Linked DNA regions of Homo sapiens: region 1 is linked to region 2. The links are chromatin loops, found by intact Hi-C in ENCODE. Cell type or tissue: IMR-90. All regions are shown on one strand. Links, peaks and the distances in the headings refer to the core of each region. The heading gives the core; the rest is flanking DNA.

What was found. A loop is a pair of places that touch in the nucleus more often than their neighbours do. Peaks named below come from ENCODE experiments on the same cell type or tissue, not always from the same donor. Only the 100,000 strongest peaks of a DNase experiment are listed, where the experiment ranks them.
Region 1: it touches region 2 in a loop (3-fold over the local background); 2 of 110 quality-filtered maps call a loop at or near these places.

What each region holds. Positions count from the first base shown.
Region 1 is chr13:93,761,780-93,770,129 of GRCh38, reverse strand. The region is part of intron 2 of GPC6 (glypican 6); the gene reads right to left. Among named protein-coding and RNA genes, the nearest start is that of GPC6-AS2, 93 kb to the left of the region's middle. In IMR-90, for the core only: no CTCF peak of the experiment used is centred there; no DNase peak of the experiment used is centred there; H3K27ac peaks cover 232 bases.
Region 2 is chr13:92,835,084-92,843,433 of GRCh38, reverse strand. The region is part of intron 7 of GPC5 (glypican 5); the gene reads right to left. Among named protein-coding and RNA genes, the nearest start is that of GPC5-AS1, 120 kb to the right of the region's middle. In IMR-90, for the core only: no CTCF peak of the experiment used is centred there; DNase peaks (open chromatin) are centred at 1,153 and 4,423; H3K27ac peaks cover 174 bases.

The DNA.
Region 1 (8,350 bases), core at 318-8,317, 930 kb before region 2:
GGATGGAAAGATGGAAAGCAGACAGATGCATGCACTATTTTGGCCCTCATCTTCAACCCTAAATAGGGTAACTAAATGTCTCAATTTACTCAGAAGTATTCAGGCTTTAGCACACAGCTCAGGAAATCCTTCGTTCCTTGGCAAACCATAATGGTTGGTGATCCCATTCCCCCAACTACTAAATTTTGAACTACTTGGCAAATAAATACAGAGATTTAAGCCCCAGTATGTCTGGAGTCAAGTCAAAGCATGTTTTGCTTTAACAATTTTCCAGGTGATGCTGGTGCCTACCAAGATTGGAAAAACACTGACTGCAGCTGAAAGAATACAGGTAAAGCATGAATCATCCTTCCCAGGCCTGCATTTATTTAGAGGTTGTGTGTGCAAGCCAACTTCTGCCTTCCACTTAATTCCCATCTGGTTGAGGTGCCAAGCCACCCATAAAATAACTATAGATTGAAAGCAAAGCAAAGCAAGTGTGCAAGCACAAAGAGAAAAGTTAATTAAAAATATGGAAGGGGTAAGAGTGTAGAAATAAGGTGAATGAATGGATATCAGGAGAAGAGGAGTGCAAGAGGAAAGCAGTGCCTGGGTTTGGAGGTTTGGAAGGGAAAGCTGTGGAGAAAGGTGATCCTCCCAGACTCTGCGCACATCTTCTCCCTGCTGCTTTTTGGGGCTGTCTTTTTTTTTTTTTTTGTCACGTGCAGCAGCCACTCACAGCTTGTGTTTCTCTGAAACTTGGATCATTTTACCAGCTATTTAATAAGACTAAATAAATGGTGTCAGCATCAGAAAGCATTGCACATTTTGTTTAGAGACGTGTACATTCCTTCTTGCTATTAAACTGTGATAACTTTTGGCAAGAATATTACTTTGCTCTGTCTTCTCTGAGAAGAAATTTTCCTTCTGTTCTCACATGGCCATTGAAGAAACAAAGACTACCATATTTAATGGAAGACAAAAGGGCATGCATTTGGGAAAATATTGACTTAGAAAACCTTATCCCTGAGAAAAAGATTGTAAGGGAATGAGCCGATGAAAAATCCCATGTGATTTACAGAATTTAGAAACTTCTTTTTTTGCTAATGTTAATTTATCACTTAAAATTGACCCAGAACATTAAATCAATACCAATTTTAGCTAGCCACTATGTTTTTGGAAATTAGAGTTTAAATCCCACTTTTGTTAAGTAGGAAAAAAATAATCCCATAAAGCTCCCAGTTGGGATCTAGTAAAAGGGCATCCTTTTATGAAAGAAGCTTCCCAGAGAGCAAGCAAATAAATGACCCCCAAAGAGGACTGAAGGCTTTTTACCATAAATGTGTACTATTTTCAACATTAGTTTAATTAAGAATGGATATAAAAAATAAGTCTTCAGAGCCTGCATAAGCCAGCATTTATCTTTAAAAAAATTCCTGTATGAATTCCTGTACGAAGATCATCTTAATGGCCATCACTGCACGCGATCATAACTTTCAGCACTTGCCTTCCTCTGCTTTGTCTCCTCACACTTTTACTCATGCCTTGTTCCTAAATTTAAACTGAAATGAGGACAGAGAAGGTGTCTCATTCATTTCTCTGTCCATTTGTTCATTCATTCATTCAACCCATATTTACCGAGTGGCCGGTATGTGTCAGGGTTAGTTTTAGGACCTGGAATACAGTGGTGAATAAAAATGCAGTCACTGAATTATGTTTACAGGCTTGGGGAGGTAAGATTGGTAATCGAATAAGAAATCATGATGACAACTGTACGTGCTATGGAATGGGTAAACTTGTGACACTAAGGACTTAATCTTGAATAATCAAGGAAGGGTTTTCAGGGAAAATGACTGTTAAGCAGAGTCATTTGCTCTACAGGTTGGCAATAATTAACCAACACTAAACGGTGGGAAAAGCAGTGCCATCCATAGACAAGGCATGAGTTAGAGCAAAAGTGCTGCAGCCAGGCACAGGCAAGTCCTGAGTTCATCTGTCTCCAGTAAGCACTCAGGTCTGTGCCTTGAATGTGGCCTCCACGCCACATGAGTTAAATTACAATAATAAAATTCCACCTAGATCAAAGTGTATGTGAAAAAACATGAGGTCAGCATTATCCTTCAGATATTTTTAAGGGCTCTAATCACCCTTAGGTTTTTTTTTAGTGCTTATTTCCATAGTGCTTGTAACTCAATAGCTTAAGAAACCAAATCAGTGAGGGGGAAAAAAGAAAAACGACTAAATTTTTGCTTGAAGATGAGTTAACGTTTGTTTAACAACAAGAATCCAAAGGACATCAGATGTTTCCTCATCTGTGTTCTATACATGCATGAGTTGAAAGTCAGAATAAACATTTTTTAAGCTCAGCAAATTTTCCCCTCTGAGCCGGCCAGACGGTACAGCTAAACACTAAGATGGTGGTTAGTAATCAGGCCCTTCTTTGATGGTAATCGGTTTTTACTGATCAGTGCAAGAGTGTTTCCAATAATTCCCCCTTCATTTATGAAACAGAGTATGTGCTTAATTTGCATCAGCTATACATTGGAGCAAGCGTTTGCCATTTGCTTGTAAAAATAAAGGCTCAACAGCCATTCCACAAACTAAAATGGGGTTATTTTAGCTCTACATTCCAGTTCATTTTGTTTGAAGAAGAGAATTTTCTGACTGATAAGGATTCTAAAAATATTTTTACTCTGAGGCAATAGACACTAAGTTCAAAGTACAAATTTGCTTTTTTAACTGACTTCGAACACCGAAAAATATACTCTCAAGTTGATCTTTCCCCTACTTTTGTGAGTTTCCGTGGTATAGAGCTGAAACTCATTTTGCTTTACTTCTTTCAACAAAACATGATTTTTCTGGTGGAGCACTTGTTGCTTTTTCATGGTGCATTAAATAGCAACTCTAAGTAAGTCCAAAATACAGCTGCTTCTGTTCTGATAAGCAGCCGAAATTATCTAAAAAAAGGAGTACCTTCATTACGGCACATCTCTTTTCAGTCAGTAGCTTCCCAGTCCTATAATGCTTAGCATACTGATTATTTAAAAAGAAATAATTATGTCACTGAAGATTAATGTTAAAGAAACAATATCAACACTAGTTCTGGGGAGCTTAGCTTAAAGCACTGCAGAAGAAGCCCAGAGTCACCACCACCGCGGGGGAAAAAAAAAAATTAAGTGCATTTTAAAGCACTGTGTTTTGTTTTTTAATCCATTAGGAATGTCCACTCAGCTAAAATGAGTGACCCAAAATGAACTGATTTCTTTGGCCACCAGTAACAATTATATATATTTGGTTTTAAGCTAAGCTTAAGGAGATAGTTAAATATATGTGGTTTAGTTTCATGAGAATGAAGCCAGTCACATGAAATACTATTTTACGGGACTGTTTCAACAAGATGCCCAAAAAGAGAATTTTTTTGGTAATAATGCTTATGGAGAATATCTTAATATATTTAATGATAAATAATGATAAAAATACTTACAGTATGTCTTTGTATCATTCTTCCTTTCCTTTCCCAAATTTAAGTCCACTTAAAATAGTTTTCCTTGGACATAATATAAAATCTATCAATACTCTTTTTAAATTTTTATTTCAAATTCCATTGGCAGTATATTATTTTCATTTATTTATTTACCTTTTATAAAATTATAGTAAGAACACTTAACATATTATCTACCCTCCTAACAAAATTTTAAATGCACAATATAGTATTGTTAACGATGGGCACAATGCTATTCAGCAGATCTCTAGAGCTCATTCATCTTTTAATTTAATGCAATTGATTAACTGGACTTCTTAACAAAGGAAAAGTTTCAGACTTGAAACTTACCCATGCAAAATCCATTAATGACTGCACTATGACTTGGTCGTATTTCCAAGGATTCAGGAGACATCTGCAGATCTCCTTCAATTTTATAATTTCATTAAAAACGGCATCATTTGAATTCTTAATTCTTTTGCTGAATAACTTCTGAAAATTTTTATAAAGTTTATATTTGAATAGGAACAGAAATCTGTACTGATTAAGACCTATACAACTTAAAACATAGCCTTTTCTTTGCACATGACTGCAAACACCACCAAAATATCAGAACACCCATGGTATGACTTGAGTGAGGTCTCAAAGGTCAAGGTATCTACTACTACTGTAAAGTTGAAACTTATGGCTCATTTGTCATTGACGTAATGTACTAACATAGGAGGCAAGGTTGCATTTGGGCTAACAGCTTGAGTTTTACAAATGTTAACTTTTATCCATGATATCAAAAGGTTAACTTTCAAAAAAAGTGAAACAACTTGAGAACAGCTCCATGTTATTCTTGGAGGCACAGGCCCATTCCATGAAGTGAAAATTCTCTTAACAGGAATAATAGCAATGATTTTACTTTTAAGAGGTCAGCACTAGAATCAGATCAGATACCTTTGCATTTCATTAATTGTCCTGTATTTCTGTAGCTTTAGGGTGCTATGTAATTTACCACTGTGAATGTTTGTTAAGTGGGACAATAATTATCCCAAAGATTAACCTTACTATGAATAATGCAGGTAACCTGGGGCATACATTAATTCTGTGACAAAGTTTTGACTTCTCCATATGATTCTATTTTCTAGAAGGCACAGAAGTGAAAATGTAAGTTAAACTCATCTCATTTTTTTTAAAAAAGTTTATAATATAAATAGTATATATTAATGGAAGAGAAATGAAATTTATATCCCTTAAACCTTCCTTAGTAAAATCCTTAAATATTATGTTTGGCCATTTTTCATGCATCTTTATCAACTGTAACATCTGGTTGCATATATTTATAAGTACAAAGATTTCTAATACTTAAACCAAATAAGTTGTCTTTCCAGACAGCTTATCTGGAAAGTTGTCTTTCCAGACAGCTTATCTGGAAAGTTGTCTTTCCAGACAATTTATCTTTTTTCATAAAAAGATAATGGTCTATGGTCTATAAAAATGTGTTTATTTCAATTACATAGAGAATCTAGGTATATCTAAATGGACCTATAAAAACATATGCTTATGAATTGTTTAAAAAATCTTGTGGGCATGCCCGGTGGCTCACGCCTGTAATCCCAGCACTTTGGGAGGCTGAGGAGGGTGGATCGCGAGGTCAGGAGATTGAGACCATCCTGGTTAACGTGGTGAAACCCTGTCTCTACTAAAAATACAAAAAATTAGCTGGACGTGGTGGCACGCGCCTGTAGTCCCAGCTACTCGGGAGGCTGAGGCAGCAGAATCACTTGAACCCAGGAGGCGGAGCTTGTAGTGAGCTGAGATCACGCCACTACACTCCAGCCTGGGCAAGAGAGCAAGACTCTGTCTAAAAAATAAATAAATAAATAAAAACATTGTATTAGTTTTTTCTGAATGACTTAATTCTAGTCTTCCAGGACTATATTTTCTCCTTCTGTTGCTCTTTTAACTGTGGCTTTGACCATGCACCCCTTCTGCCTCTAACCTCACACAATGGTTTTGTTAACATAGATATGTCATTAATATGGTTATAGGTGGCCTTTGTGAGTGTGTGTGGTGTGTGTGTGTGTGTGTGTGTGTGTGTTTACATCTTTATTTTTTTCTCATAAATAACTTTCATATTCTTTAAAAAAAAGGTACAAAAAATATCCCAAAAAGTCTCAAATTTTGGTGGTCCATCTGTGGCACTAATTAATTTATTCCTAGTAGATATGAACCAAACACTATACTAAAGTTTAAAATAAAATGTTTGGAGTTATCAAGGTCCATTTGAAAAACCAATCCACATAAGAAATTATTTTTATAAAGGCATGTTAAAAATGGCAAGGTCAAATATAACAAAATATTACAAACACATCACTTCCTAAAAATGCTATTGTTGCATATAATGAAAGGTAGCATTTTGTAGGATTGGAGGAGTCTGATTTGTTTATTCCCCTCTCCTCAACAAATCAGACCCCTCCAATCTTACAAAATACATAGCAAAGGGTCTAACATATAGCAAAAGGTCTACTATATATTAGAGGCTTAGAAGCTTAGGACTAGGTATCTAAATTAAGAGGAGTATCTCTAAGAAAGTGGGATAGTTGGGCTTTAGGTGCTTAGGTGATTGGCAGGGAGGTACCTATTGAGGAATTCAAAAGGAATCAGTAGATCCGATCTGTGATATAAGTGCAAAGGTTTGAAAGGACAACAACTTATTAAAACAAGGGTATAGACAGTGTTTCCTGACATTCTATGCAAGGAAAGCCACATAGAATATGTGTGGTAGATATTTATGGAATGGGATAAAGGAGAGAGTCTTGCAGGGTGAAGCATGGCCTAGATAAAAAAAAAAAATAAAGATGAAGGGTTTGCTAATTATTCCAACATCTCAAATCTTGGGGAGAAAGCGTAGGGTCAGCAAGTTAATGCTAACACAGCAACATGTTATTGGGGGAAAGCAGATAATTTACAAAGTGCACAAATTCTGCTGACAGATATTTCTTTTTAGAAATCAGAAGATGTCTTGGCTGAAATATCCTATGATAAATCATGGGAGTTTGGAAAGAACAGTTGTCCAGGATGTCTTTGAGGACTATATTTGAAACTTGTATCACATAGATTACTTTATTTCTTGAGAACTCCTTGAATGATGCCTGATGGTAATGGAAAACCTCTCCGAGAGAGTAGGTGCAGGGAAACAGCTGGGGGCTACCCAAAGTCCTATGATATGAGAGGATAGGGGCAAGTAGCCCTTCTGGGGCTTCATTCTGAGAACTCCATCTGCACAGAAAGAGCCACCTCACCACCTTGCCCTTTGATTGTAGGCTATGCAATGTGATGTATGATTGATGAAATTGTGCTATTCTTTGCTCCATGCATCATAGGGAATCAAAGAGTCCAGCTGATCATGGCAACAAAACCTCTGCTTACCACAAGTGAACTTGCATCACTAAGAAGCAACCTATGTCTAATGACCTTCAGAGTGTCTACCCCCAGTGGTAAATTACAGAAGTAATCAATAACATAGTAAAACTGTCTAGTCTAGTATATCAGAGCGACACTGAATTAATAGTTGCTCTTTATTGATTATCCTATCATGAAAACGGAGAATTTGGGAAATAACTGACTGTCTTAGTTCCAGTCAAGTTATTGAGAAATGAAAAGTATAAAGCACTCCAGCTAACTGGGCCTCAAATATAAATCTTTTCCAAGGTGCACTCTATTACTCACAGCTTGTCAGTCGTATCTCAGCTGAAGGATTTATGCAATGTCTTCTTGGCACAGGGGCAATCTACTATAATTACCTACGTGCAGAATTGCTCTCAAATAGCATAAATGGTGGGTGACAGTTATGAATCCCAATTAGTATGGTCGCCAATCATTCAACGAGTAAATTGATCTGTATTTTATCTGTATACCAGCACATCAGAACCTGACTTAGAACAATAGTATAGATTTATCCATAAAGGCTGGTTAGGTCATTTTTTAATTTGCATAATATTTTTTGAAAAACCTAATTTTCTTTCCTTAAAGGTGACAGCCAAGTCAAGCATAACCTTTTATTTTAAAGTTCCCTGCCAGTCCATAAATCCCACTCTACTGCATGCTTTGTAACTCTCAGTAGCTTCTTTCTCCTTCACCTGCCTGTTGTTCCAGGATCTTCTGTATCCATGCTTACAGCTCCATTCTGGGCAGACAACCTTATATCCCTAGAACCTTGCTTTTACACTGACCACAGGTCAAGAAGCATTTATTGATTCATATAATCAGTTGCAACTCTGACCGAGGGATTCCTGAGAGAATGATCATTATGCTTCCAATAGCAGACATCAGGAAATACACTATCAACGAAATTTCCTGGTTTTGGAGGCTGTAGGATTTCAGAACTGCATTAGACTGTTTCTAATTTCTAAAGACAAAGAGGAAGAATATTAATTTTCTTATTGTTTGGCCACCATGATAATAGCATTCTGTTTTTAAAGGAAATTCTGTCATTTGTGACAACATGGATGAACCTTACATTAAGTGAAATAAGCCAGGGACAGAAAGACAAATATCACAGAATCTCACTTATGTGTGGGGTGTAAAAAATCAAACTTTCAGAGATTGAGAGTAGAACAGTGATTACCAGAGGCTGACGGGAGGAAGGGGAAAAGGAGAGTCAATGGAGAAAGGAAAGACACTGGTGAAAATGTACGAAGTTTTAGTTAGATGGGAGGAATGACTTCTGGTGTTCTATTGGACAGATGGCAACTATGGTTAATAATAATGTATATTTCCAAAAAGCTAAAAGAGTGGATTTTAAATGTTCTCATCACAAAAAAATGATAGTATTTCAGATGACTAATGTGTTAATTATGCTTATTTGATTATTCTACAGTACATACATATATTGAAAATTAC
Region 2 (8,350 bases), core at 140-8,139:
ACTGACCTTATTGCTGGCATTGGGCACAGAGATACTTGGATCAACTTAATTCAACTCAACTAGAATCAATTGAATTCAATTTAATAAATATTTGCTAAATGCTCAGCGAATTAGACTCAAAAATTTAGTCTATGTTTCTAAGGGATTGTTTAGCATTTACTGTTTAATAAAAGGAAGTACACTGGTTAAGCAGAAGTAAAGTTCATGATTGATACAAATTGGGGTGGTTAAGAGATTGAAAAGAGGAATATATAGGCTGTGTTTTTAACTATGACATAGAAGTATATAATATTATGAAAAACAATCCACCTTATAACTCCATGATTTGGTTTTGCTTCAGTTATTGAAAATAATTTAACAGTCTTTATTGCTTCTTGAACAATTATAATTCCAAAGCAGGAAAAATGTCTGGCACATGGTCACTGCTCAAAAAATACTTGTTGAAGCAGTTAATAAATCAGTGGATCTATGTCGTTTCATTTGGTTTAATTTTTTTCCTTCCAGGTCATTGTTTTCAGTGACCATCTAAATGGTAAAATCATTCATACTTTTCCTTAGTTTTGAATGATTGTTAAGTATTATAAACATTTTTATTTTGACAATTGTTTTTATCTCAGCAATTTGAAAATATTCCGTTAATTTCAGGGCATCAGATGTTTTTGCTGATGAATATATTTCTGTTTTTCTAATTGTTTTAGTCCTGGCTCTCTTGTTTTGTGTGACCCTAATTCACAGTAAACCTTAATCTTGTCATTGGAAATATGAAAAAAAAAAAAAACAATTATGTATCCTACCCATTGTTGGGAGATACATTTCTTTTTGGGTCTATAGTAATCTTACTTTTCTTTCTGGGGTGTGCTATGACTGTAAGGCTCTGATCAGTTGTTCATGGGCCATTTTTAAATGTTATTTGTATGCCTAGTAACCTGAGAGATAAGATAGTTACAACTCTCCTAGCAAAAGTGCATACTTGCTTACTGCTTGCCGTAAACTTGGTGGTCCCCAGGCTGTGGGTTACCCAGCCATGACACAAACCCAACTAATATGTAGCATTCATCTGGACTATTATTTCACATCACTCTCAAAGGACCTCGAGAAGGCAAGTAACAGGAATATGCTGATGTTCATGCTGCTTGTGCCATGAGTAATACATTCCTTGGCCTCTGACCCAGGAATCTCTTGGTTTCTGCCAACATCCCTCAGTAATAACAGGCTTATTTGTTAGTTTGTAAGTTGGGCAAAATCCAGTACTGGACCTATCACATACATTGAGGGATATTGTAAGGATAAATATATTTGTGTATGTGAAAGTAATTTCAGTGTTGTAAAATGCTATGTATATTAATAATAATCTAGGCAGAGAAAAGCTACTTCCTAGAGAAAATCAGACATAAACTTCTTTTGAATGGAAGACCAAGACCACTTGTGAAGTAATCTTGAGAAAGCTAATAACCTATCAGAAACAAAAACCCTGAACATATACCTAATCAAATCTCTAAATCATGCTACCAATTCAAGGGAGATGGAAGAGAGAGAGGAACATGTCAAGCAATACCACTGGGATGAAATCAGTAAAACCTAGTCTATGAGAAACTGCTGGAACAATTGACTCAACGTTTTACACAAATAAATCATAAGGAAAAAGTAGAGAAAGGAGGCACTTACAGATTATATAAAACTCAAGAAATATGACAACTAATTGCAATATATAAACTTTATTGACATTGATTTGAACAACTAACCTAAAATTTTATGAGACAACCCAGGAAATTTGAACAAATACTAGGTATTTTATAATAAGGAGGAAGTACTTAATATCTTAGTATAATTATGTTGTTGTAGTTAATGTCCTCTTATGATATATTTAAAAGTATATGCGGATGAAATGAAATGCTATCTTGGAGTCAGAATTATCTGGAAGTGGAAAGAAATTGATAAGCATAGACATAAGATTTGCCAGAACTTGATCATTGTTGCAACTACTGATTAGTATTAAAAATATACTAATGAAGTAGTATTCACTATACTATACATTTTATATATTTGATATTTCCATAATAAAGATTTAAAAAATCACTTCTGCTGCTTCATGGAAAAAGATTCTCTTTATTTCTTCTATCGTTAAATTGCTGAATTTAAAACTAGGTCTACTGGCAAAAACAGGTTTTATGAATCTGGGGTCTTGTTTAATAAGACTGACTGTTAATAATGTTAACGCAAATGATGATGCAAATATCAAAAGCCAAATAATTTGTGAAGCACACAAACCAAATGGATCAAACTAACCTGGATTATATGAAAACAATTTGAGGAGGCAGAGAATTGGGCCAGAGTAAAAGGGCATATGAATTGGAAAGGAAGAAAGAAGTAAAATTAGCTCTGTTTACTGATGACTTGACCTTATATGTAGAAAGCCCTAAAGATACCACACAAAAAATCCCACTGCACCTAATGAGAAAATTCAGTAAGTGACAGGACAGACAAAATCAGCTTAGGAAAATCAGTTGTGTTTCTGTACATCAAAAATGAACAATCTGAAAAGAAACGATGGAAACAATTTCATTTATAATACCATGAAAAAGAATAAAATACTTAGGAATAAACCTAAATAAGGTGGCAAAAGACTTGTACACTGAAAACTACAAAATGTAGCTGAAAGAAATTAAGGAAGACACAAATAAATGGAAAGGTAGCCCATGTTCATGAATTAGAAGACTTAATATTGTCAAAATATCCATACTACCCAAAGCAATCTATAAACTTAATGCAATCCCTATCAAAATCCTGATGGCATTTTTTTACAGAAATAGAAAAATTCATTCTAAAACTCATAGGGATTCTTCAGGGACTCCAAAGTAGCCAAAACAGTTTTGAAAATGAAAACAATTAAAGGGCTTACATGTCTTGATATTAAAATATATTACAAAGTTACAGTAATCTAAACAGTGTAGTCCTGGTATAAAGATAGACAAATCAAGGGAATAAATTTAGGGAGTCGAGAAATGAAACTTTCTGTACATGGTTTTCAACGGAATGCTAATGTCACTCAATAGGGAAAGACAGTGGGTCTTGAGATATTTGCACAACCATGTTCATAGCAGCACTATTCACAATAGCCAAAGAGGAAGCAACTCATATTTTCATCAGTAAATGAGTGGACAAAGCAAATGTGACATATACATACAATGGAATATTATTTAACCTTAAAAAGGAAGGGAATCCTGTCGCCTCCTACAACATGGATGAACCTTGGGGACATTATGCTAAGTGAAATATGTCGGTCAAAAAAGACAAATACTGTGTGTACTCATATATATATATATATATATATATATATATATATATATATATATATGTATGTATATATGAAGAATAAAAGCAAGCTCCATTCTTGGATATATAAGTAAAAAAGCTATATCTTCATGCCAATATTACCACAATCAACCAATTCTTATGTAAATAAGAACATAATAAATTTGTGGAGGGATTTGTAGTCTGGAGAGTCCTATTCCAAGGGAACTTGAGTGGAGTTCCCACGAACGTGAAGAGGAAATAAATATGTAGAGGAAAATTACTGATAAGATACGTGGAAGGGTTTAGGTTATGGGTAAAAAGGAATACATTGGTAATATCCCCCTTGTTACTGATTGCGTTTATTTGAGTAGTCTCTCTTTTCTTCATTAGTCTAGCTAGCAGTCTATTTTATTATTTTTTTTTCCAAAAAACCAGCCCCTGGATTCATTGATCTTCAAATGTGGTACATATACACCATGGAGTACTATGCAGCCATAAAAATAACATAATCCTGTCCTTTTCAGGGACATGGATGGAGCTGGAGGCCAATATACTTAACAAACTAACACAGGAACAGAAAATCAAATACCACATGTTTTCACTTATAAGTGGGAGCTAAATGATGAGAACACATGAACACATAGAGGGGAACAACACACATTGGGGCCTGTTGCAGGGTGGAGGGTGGAAGGAGTGAGAAGATCAGGAAAAATAACTAATGGATACTAGGCTTAATACCTGCGTGATGAGATAATCTGTACAACAAAACCCCCATGACACAAGTTTACCTATGTAACAAACCTGTACATTTGCTCCTGAAAATAAAAGTTAAAACAAGAGAAAATACAGTCAAACATTGGATAACTTATTTCTGACTCACTAGAAGGATTTTGATTTCAGGAATGCACTTTAAATATAACAGATACATAAATACATATATAAGACTTAAAATATTGAACATTGTAATATTAATTTCTCTTACAATTGGTCAGTTAGTAGCACAATGCAGACATTATCGTAAGTGCTCAGGCAACAAGTGCTGAAGTTTTTGAAATACTTGACTCATTTGAATGGCACTTGCCAAGTGGTTTAAGTTCCTATTAGTCTCCTACTCCGCAAATATTTTGTGTTCTGGTGAACAGTTTTGACTCATGTCTAACAGCAGTTGTGAAAGTGATAGTGACAGAATTGCCAAGTATGAGTATTGTGCTGAGTTTAAAGTATAAGCTTCATGGCAGCTTGTGGTCTCTTGATTCTGTAGAGTTATTTTTTGACTTGTTTTCATAGGAAATTTATGAGTAATGTAATCGCTGAATTCTTATTTGTAGATACTTTATTTTTAGTTCTATGATTTGCATTTTTAAAAATAGGCTCAATTTCTCTGTGAAATTCCCTATCTTTTTATATATTTCTACAGTGGTTCTTTATGTCCTTGGGCATATTAATCATAGTTATTTTAAAGTTATTTGTCAGACAACTTGTTGTAAAGATCATCTGTGGGTCCATTTAGATCTTGGATTTTGGTCATCTGTTCCAATCTTTTCATGTATTTCGTAAGTTTTGCTTGAATTGTGTATAACAATTATAGAGGCACGATATAATATTATTTTCTATAGAGTAGGTTTACTTTCTTTTTTTTCTTTTTTTTTTTGGGGGGGGCGCGGAGTCTCACTCTGTAGCCCAGGCTGGAGTGCAGTGGCGTGATCTCGACTCACTGCACGCTCCGACTACCGGTTCACGTCATTCTCCTGCCTCAGCCTCCTGAGTAGCTGGGACTACAAGTGCCCACCACCACGCCCAGCTAATTTTTTGTATTTTTAGTAGAGACGGGGTTTCACGGTGTTAGCCAGGATGGTTTCGATCTCCTGACCTCGTGATCCGCCCTCCGCGGCCTCCCAAAGTGCTGAGATTACAGGCGTGAGCCACCGTGCCTGGCCGAGTAGGTTTACTTTCAGTGGGCTAAAAGTAGGGTGGTAGCTAACCACCTTAAAGCAATCATGCATGAATGAGGCTGAATAAAAGCAGAGTTGTGACTTTTTAATTTTTTTTTTTTTATTTTTTGAGACGAAGTTTTGCTCTTGTTGCCCAGGCTGGAGTGCAATGGCACGATCTTGGCTTCCAGGTTCCAGCAGTTGTCCTGCCTTAGCCTCCTGAGTAGTTGGGATTACAGGCATGCGCCACCACGCCTGGCTAATTTTTTTGTATTTTTAGTAGAGACGGGGTTTCTTCATGTTGGTCAGGCTGGTCTCAAACTCCCGACCTCAGGTGATCCGCCCGCCTCGGCCTCCCAAAGTGCTGGGATTACAGGCATGAGCCACTGTGCCCGACCTAAGGATTGTGACCTTCTTAAGGTCCACTTTACCTCTGGTTTATTCCAGCCTTCCAGAGTTTCTGTTAATAGTTTGGCGGACCATCCAGGGTTCCTCCTACCGGTAGTTTTATACTCTGATACTTGTCTCTTGAGACTACTGAAAGGGATGTGTTGCTTTTCGCAGGCTTTCTGCTTAAATTTTTAACCCTTACTCTACATTACACAGCCCCAGAATTCAACAGATATCTCGAGAGAAAATTTGACATCTGGATTTTCTTTCCCCACAGTGGCATATCTCCGTGGGTGCAATCCTGGGTCTCAGTCTGCTGTTTGAACCCCTAGCTGGCAAATACTAGTGCAAGTAAAGGGCAAGTTAAATCTGCTATATAAATCAACTCATCTTTTTAAGACCTTCCCCTGTCTGAATTGTCGCCTCTCCAGTTACTGTCTCATCAGATTGGTGTCACTGTCTCAAAGATGATTGGTGCTTGCTAATTTGATTTCTAGTATGTTTCCAGTGGAAAACATACTGTACTCCATCCCACAGTGAAGTGGAGGATCTTCCTCTGAATCCTTCTGTATATGTAATTTTGGTTGGTATATCTTGGAGTGTATTTCCTTTCTCTCGGATCTACAGATGCTATTCTGGTGTATTCTAACTTCCAGTGAAACAAGTAGGAAGTTATTATCTGTCTGATTATTTTACAACTGTAAGTAATTATATCCTTCAGTCTGGAAGCTTGCAAGGTTTTCTTTTTACCTTAGATATCAGGTCTCTTCCATAATGTGCCTAGGTATATGAATTTCTTTCCCCATCAGTTTTCTTAGAACTTCATGAATCCTTTTAATATTTTTAGAAAAAAATTTCTCTATATTTAATTATATTTAGTTATTACTCTTCTCCTTTTAAGGCCTTTTCTGTTTCTGGACAACCATTATTTACTTGCTAGATGTTGGGGACTTACTTTCCAAAAGAGATTTGGAATAACAGTAGTTTTCATTATAATTTCCATTTTCTCATACAGACTTTATTTCTTTCATTTGAGCATCCAGGTGTCTTATATGCCTCTCTACAATGATCAGTTCTATAATGTCCATAAATATTAAGTTGGCATATATATCATTAAAAATTATAGTCTTTTACATTACTCTTAAATCTCTTTAATAATTGTATGCAAAAATATCATTAGGGAAATAACTGCATAAATATAGTTGAGAAAGCACACAAAAAACCAAAACAGATTAGAGAAGTGCCTTATTGGGTATCTGAGCATACTGTATAACCAGTATAACTAAATTTGTATGTCATAAACAGACAAGTGGTACAGAATTAAATACCCATGTGTTTTGACAACTTAATAAAATTCTATTTTAGGCTAGTGAGAATAAGATGATTTTTTTGTTGTTGTTAGTAAGATGAATCTTTAAATGACTGGTTCTGGAACAATTGACTATCCATCTGGAAGAAAATAAATTTGGATCCTAATCTTGCATAATATTTAGAAACAAATTCCAGATGGAATACAACTTTATGTAAAAATGTAAACAATAAAAATCCTGCAAGAAAATTTTGAAGAACACATGTAGAGTCTAGTGATAAGAGGACAATATTGAATAAAACTAGAAAAAATAAGCTATAAAAAAGATATTCTATATGAAAATACAAACACTAAAAACTTTTGTATGGCAAATTATACTTAAAGTTGATAAACAAAAGTAATTTTGGAAAATATTTCACTGCAGAGGAAAGATGTCAAAATAAAAATCATCCCTGCAATTGACAAAAAAAAGTCAAGTGATTCAATAAACAGTGGAGACAAGACATGAAGAGGAAATTAATGAGAACCTATCCAGATATCACAGAATACTATATATGACAAAAATGTTCAGACTCACTGTAATTTAGGGAAGTGAAAATTAGTTACCATAGCATTTCATATCAATCAGATTTACAGTAACATACACAAGATACACATATTGCTGATGGGGATACAGGCAAGAGGGGTGTCATGGATCTTATTTCTGGTGAAGATGTTGAGCATTTGAGCTTTAAGAGTCTCATGATACTAAATATTCTATATATTTTAAAATATATGTTAACTAGGTTATGTGAATCAGTTAGAAAATATTTCATAGAAATAGAAGTACTATGAAATAAGGATCTCTTTACAAACATGTTTGTTGCAATATGTTACACAGTGACAACAAATTAAAACATAAACCACTACAGAATACAAAGTTCATATCCTTCAGTAGTGAAATTCTTAAATTATGATACAATAATAGTATGAAATATTACGCAGTCATTAAAAGTAATGAATAGGAGCCAACCAGGTTAATTTGGAGAGCTTTCCTTAAGTTGCTATTGACTGAGAAAATCAAGATACAGAAAAACATGTTTCCATTTTTACAAAACAAAGCTGATCTCTGTTGATGCTTGTGTATTATTATTTAAGGATAGAAGAAATTTGGAGAATTTTACCTGAGTGAAGGAAGGTAAGTAGTAAAATAAAAGATGCGGTATCGAAGTCAGAAAGAAACAGCAAAATTAGAATATAATAATAATTACACTTTATACAATCATATTTATGAATTTATATAAAATCATATTAATGCAAGTGTGTTTAGGAAAACAATATTAAAATAAGAACCTAGGCTTTGAAAAAATTATTCATGTGGGAGGGTATAATTTGGTAATAAATCTGAAAATAAAAACATTCTGTAGTATGGATTACCTGAGATACT